Linked DNA regions of Homo sapiens: region 2 is linked to region 1. A link is an interaction called in ENCODE POLR2A ChIA-PET data of the cell type or tissue named here. Cell type or tissue: K562. All regions are shown on one strand. Each heading gives the region's core, and the rest is flanking DNA. Links, peaks and the distances in the headings are about the cores only. Region 1 overlaps LOC105374945 (a long non-coding RNA gene). Region 2 overlaps LOC105374945 (a long non-coding RNA gene).

Region 1 (2,916 bases), core at 270-2,769:
TCAATCGATCACGACCCTCTCACGCAGACCCCCTTAGAGTTGTGAGCCCTTAAAAGGGACAGGAATTGCTCACTCGGGGAGCTCGGTTTTTGGAGACGTGAGTCTTGCCGAAGCTCCCGGCTGAATAAAGCCCTTCCTTCTTTAACTCGGTGTCTGAGGGGTTTTGTCTGCGGCTTGTCCTGCTACACTACTAAAAACACAAAAAATTAGCTGGGTATGGTGGCAGGCACCTGTAATCCCAGCTACTTGGGAGGCTGAGGCAGGAGAATTGCTTGAACCCGGGAGGCTGAGGTTGCAGTGAACCCAGATCTTGCCACTACACTCCAGCCTGGGTGATGGAGCGAGACTCCACCTCCAAAAAAAAAAAGGAAGAAAGAAAAAAAGAATTTACTTCAAGGAAAATTTACTTTCCCATTCTCGTTATGGAAAAAAGTGTAGGGGAAATATGTGTTATTTGAGTTAGCATCACTGAAATGGATATGAAAGTTGGATGATTTCTCAGGCTCTGAGAAGTTTAGAGAAATTGACAAGCTCATCAGCCTCCCCCTTTCTCTTGATAAAAGAAAAACTTCAGCCGAATTAAATTTAAAGGAGTTTAATTGAGCAATGAACAATTTGTCAATCAGGCAGCCTTCCCAGCCAGAGTAGGCTCAGAGTCTCCAGTGCAACCACGTGGTGGAAGATGATTTATGGACAGGAAAAGGAAAGTGACGTACAGAAAATGGAAGTGAGGTACAGAAGCAGCTGGACTGCATTATTTGAACATGGTTCGAACAGTTGGTTACATTTGATTGGCCAAAACTTGATGATTGTCACAAATGTAGGCTATAGTCTTTTTACACCTCCACTTGTTATAGTTCATGATGTACAGAAAAACCTTTAGGTCAAACTTAAAATATTTAGGAGGCAGCTTTAGGCTCAACTTGATTTAACACTCTGACATAACCTACCCATAAGCTCACTCAGGCTGTTACACTTAGAAGGGAGCCCCATTCTTACATTCTAAGGGTGTTCTTTCTGCCCAGTGGCATGGGGAAGGAACGCACCTCAGCTGCACAGGTTCAAGCTGCCGGGGAGCTCTATGCAAATTCGAGACCCTGCTGGGATACTCACAAAGCCAGAATTGCTTGCTGCAGGACTAAAGAGGGAGTGTATTTGATTTTTTTTTTTTTTTTTTTTTGGTGATAAATGGGAAAAAACAATGCATTTTTTTCAAAAAGCAGTCCAATACCCTGATGTACTATAAAATGGAGTTTAATCCATAGGAGAGTGGGAGGCACCAGGAATGGACTGGGTGGGGTAGCAATAGCTGTTGTCTATCATCTGTGGTTAGATTAGCTGTTATCTCTATCAACACTTTCACTGTCATCACCAGCATTAACATGCCCACCTCTTACAGGGGCTGTGTTGGACCGGTTAAATGTGCATGCTTCTTGGTGCTTGCAACAATTTACAGAGATGAATTCACAGGTCTGTCTAGGCTGAGTTTGTATTCTTAGTGCAGACAGCCCTCCACATCCTCAGATGTTGCATCTGAGGATTCAACCAACCACAAATCAAAAACATTTGGAAAACACAGCAATAAAAAATAACAATACAACAATAGGACCTAAAATTTTAAAAATAATACAGTCTAACAACAATTTACATAGCATTTATATTCTATTTGGTATAGGCATTTTTGAGAGCAAGTTGAGTCCACCACAAAGCCAGGAGGCTGAGCCCCTTAAGCCCTGGTCTTCTGGTGACCCATCAAATTCTGCTTACCCAGCACTCTGCTGCCTCCTCCATGTGGGCCCATTGCCTGTACTGAACTCTCCAGGATTCTCCAGACCAACATTCTCTACCTCATCATTTAGCACGATATTGGATATTGTGTGTTGAATTGCTTGCCAACTGTTCCACAGAGATCAGCCTCATCCACCTGTATTCTTTTTCCTTTCATTGCTCTCAGGATAAAACACAAACTCCTTACTATGCCCACCAGGCCCTATCCTCTCACTCCAGCTCCCTCTGGCCACGGCACCCCTTGCCCTGCATTCCAGCCACATGGCCATCTTTTAGTTCCATTTGGCCTTTCTTACTCAAACTTTATCTCTTAGTTTAAAGGTTATTTGTTTCGAGAAGCATTCCCTGAATCCCTCTGGTAGGATGTCTGCCTATTCCTTCTTGAAACAATAGTGGTAAAAAACACATAACATAAAATTTACCGTCTTAACTATTTTTATTTATTTATTTATTTTTGAGACAGAGTCTCACTCTGTCGCCCAGGCTGGAGTGCAGTGGTGCGATCTTGGCTTACTGCAACCTCCACCTCCCAGGTTCAAGCGATTCTCCTGCCTCAGCCTCCCAAGTAGCTGGGATTGCAGGCTCGTGCCACCACTCCCAGCTATTTTGTATTTTTTGTATTTTAGTAGAGACAGGGTTTCACCATGTTGGCCAGGCTGGTCTCCAACTCCTGACCTTAAGTGATCCACCCGCCTCGGCCTCCCAAAGTGCTGGAATTACAGGCGTGAGCCACCAAGCCCAGCCTAACTTTTTTTAAATGTATAGTTCAGTAGTGTTAAGTACATTCACATTGCTATACAACCAATCTCCACCACTCTTTTCATCTTGGAAAACTGAAACTCTATACCACTAAACAACAAATCTCCATTCACCCTCTCCCCAGCCCCTGGCAATCACCATTCTACTTTCTGGAACTTGACTATTCTAATTACCTCTTATAAGTAGAATCATACCATAGTTGCCTTTTTGTGGCTGGATTATTTTATTTAGCATAATGTCCTGAAGATTCACCCATGTCGTAGCATGTATCAGAATTTACTTCCTTTTTAAGGCTGAATAATATTCCATTGTATGTATAGACCACATGTTGTTTATCCATTCATCTGTCAGTGGACACTTGGGTTGCTC
Region 2 (2,916 bases), core at 97-2,596, 100 kb after region 1:
AACTTGTCCAAGGGCCATTCCTGTGGTGTCATTGGTTAGAGACTTTTTAACAATTTCAAGTTCTGGTGAAATACTGTGAGTAAATAAAGAGAGAATTTTGCCTGAGTTTAAGGGGCTTTCCTGGGAGGTAATGTATTTTGTGGCCTAACACTTCATTACTTAGCCTGCAGATCTGGTTTCTTTTGAAAACAAACCCTAAGTCTGGAACTTTCCATGCTGAGAGTCCACGTCAGTTTCAAGAAGGCCTGGTAAGATGTAGCTGAGTAAAAACGAGACTCAATATGAATGATTACTGCTGTTCTTTCTCACTGGGAAGCCTGGGGACGTCAAGGATAAAATGACCTTTTGTACAGTGGTGATATTTCTCCATGTCTCAGCCTTTTTATCAGCATAACTATGGCCAAACCCAGTGCTTTTGTGGAAAACATTGGTAGCACCGTCATCTCAGAAGTCTTTATGTAACTTCCCATAGTCATGTCAGAGGAGATGGGGATACAAATCATCAAACGCTTCTCTTTGGATTGTGCAAGTCAGCAAATCAGCTCTGGCGATTTCCAAAGAGCTAAGACTACCATCCCTGGGTATGGTCCCTGAGTCTTCTTTCCCCATCCTCTACAGCCCCCACTCAAAGAAAGTGCCTCAAACAGATGGAATGACGCAGAGGTAGAATTGCAAACTTCAGAAATGCATGCTTAAGAGGGCAGGTGAGCCGGGTGTGGAGGCTTACATCTGTCTTCCCAGCACTTTGGGAGGCAGAGGAGAGTGGATTGCTTAAGCCCAGAAGTTCCAGACCAGCCTGGGCAACATGGCAAAACTCCATCTTAATGAAACATGCAAAAATTAGCTGGGTGTGGTGGTGCACGCCTATAGACCCAGCTACTCAGGGAGGATCACCTGTACCTTGGAGGTCAAGGCTGCAGTGAGCCATGATGGCACCACTGCACTCCAGCCTGGGCAGCTGAGCGAGACCCAATTTCAAGAAAAAAAAAAAAGGCATGTGATTATTTTCTTCCAACATCCATCTGTCCCCCAAGTGTTGTAGGTCCTTCTGCACAAAAGTTCCATACCCTCCCTTCTCCTTTGGTTTTCTAATTTAAGTGTGATGAGTAGCAGCCAGCCAAGTGAAAGAAAGGCCTAGGGATTTCAAAGGAAAGATACAAGGCTGGCGGCAAAAAGGAAGGGCTTTCTCCTCACTGGGCCCTCTTCAGTGGCTTGAACTGTGAGACTCCTGGAGGTATCAGCGCTTGGTTCAACCCTAAAAGAAGTTGCATCAGACATGGCAACTTTGGCCTGCTTTGCTTGTATTCTCTGTGGCGAATGGAGTATTAATAAGTGGCTCTCTGGGGAAGTTTGCGCAGCTCATACTAGAAAACAAATAGATACGTAAAGTTCTTGAATGATGTAGATGTGATGCCATATCTGCTCTCCTTCCCATAATTTCAGAGAAAAATCAAGGACGATGTGTGGTGAACATAATTCCTCATTTTTCCTTTATCCATGAAATATTTGCTTTAAAGCAGCAGCTAAAACCACAGGTTTTAGTGAGCAGATTATTACCTTTCTGAGAGACACAGAGATTAAGAGAATGGTCAGTTGCTTGCCACTGAGTAGGGAAAAGGGAGAAAAATTATGATTCAAGGCATTTTCTCTGCTTCCAGTTAGCTGCTGGGGGGGACTGGATTATGCTTCTCCAATATCTGAAGGGTTGTTGAGCTGAAGGCAGTAAGAAGCAAATGCAGGAAAGCTCTCATCTTCCCCTCTGGTTACCTAAAAGCAGGACATAGATTTACAAAGACAAAAGGTACCCTGGCCACCCCTCCTCCCGGAGAGAACAAAGGTTAACCACTGAAGGCAACTTTGTACTCTTATTGGCCTGGAGATGGAACCAGAGGAATCTACATTAACAAGCTTTACAAATGAGCCTTTGACTGATAGTTATTTGCCCCCCTCCAAGTTACCACCCATAAAGATTCAAAATCCTTTGCTTTTGTCTTGCCACTTTTTTACAAATTTCATAGCCAGCACGATGGCTCATGTGTGTAATCCCAACAGTTTGGGAGGCTGAGGTGAGAGTATGGCTTCAAATCAGGAGTTTGAGACTATCCTGGGCAACATAGCAAGACCCTGTCTCAAAAAAAAAAAAAAATTAGGCAGGCATCGTGGTTCACACCTGTAGTCCCAATTACTCAGGAGGCTGAGGTGGAGGGATTGCCTGAGCCCAGGGTTCAAGACTGGCCTGTGCAATATAGCAAGACCCCATCCCTAAAAAATAAAAAACACCTATCAGGGTGGGTGCATGCCAGTAGCCTCAGCTACTCAGGAGGCTGAAGAGAGAGGATCACTTGAGTCCAGCAGGTTGGGACAGCAGTGAGCTATGATTGTGTCTCTGTACTTCAGCCTGAGTGACAGAGCAAGACCCTGTCTCAAAAAAGAAAAAAAAAAGTTTACTATTTGTTGTTGAAAATGCTATATAAGCTGGAATTCAAAGCCACCTCTTTGAGAATTACTCATTTTCTGGGTATATATGAAATATACATGGTAATATGTGACATATACATGGTAATAAACTTCTGTTTGTTTTTCTCTTGTTTTCTCTTGTCTTTTGTAACAGGGGTCCTTTCCAACCAAGAACCTATGGGGTCTAGTCTTCCCCTACACTGCCTTTCACTCACCACTGGGCTGCCTGCTTTAAGCTAGGAATCAAGAGACAGTGGCCTTCCACAGGTGCCTCGACAGGTGCCTCAGCTTCCAAACAGACACAGGAAGGACCCCAGCATGGTAGCATTCATCTCATTCACCTTTATTGGGTTAAAAGTGTGTGAGACACAAAACTGAAACTTGAAAGTTAAGAAACTTGAAAGTTAAGTAACAGCTTTTCTCTGTCTTCGTATTTTTCTCCCAAATACATGCAATCTC

Evidence for each region. Peaks named below come from ENCODE experiments on the same cell type or tissue, not always from the same donor. Only the 100,000 strongest peaks of a DNase experiment are listed, where the experiment ranks them.
Region 2: POLR2A ChIA-PET joins it to region 1 with 6 read pairs; 2 of 35 experiments call an interaction of 5 or more read pairs at or near these places.

The regions. Positions count from the first base shown.
Region 1 is chr6:14,973,438-14,976,353 of GRCh38, reverse strand. The region is part of intron 2 of LOC105374945 (a long non-coding RNA gene); the gene reads left to right. Among named protein-coding and RNA genes, the nearest start is that of JARID2-DT, 270 kb to the left of the region's middle. In K562, for the core only: no CTCF peak of the experiment used is centred there; DNase peaks (open chromatin) are centred at 1,063 and 1,333.
Region 2 is chr6:14,873,167-14,876,082 of GRCh38, reverse strand. It overlaps LOC105374945 (a long non-coding RNA gene), which reads left to right. Exons shown (of 5, transcript XR_007059473.1): 3 at 1-2,916. Among named protein-coding and RNA genes, the nearest start is that of JARID2-DT, 370 kb to the left of the region's middle. RefSeq lists enhancers at 161-220, 241-310. In K562, for the core only: no CTCF peak of the experiment used is centred there; no DNase peak of the experiment used is centred there.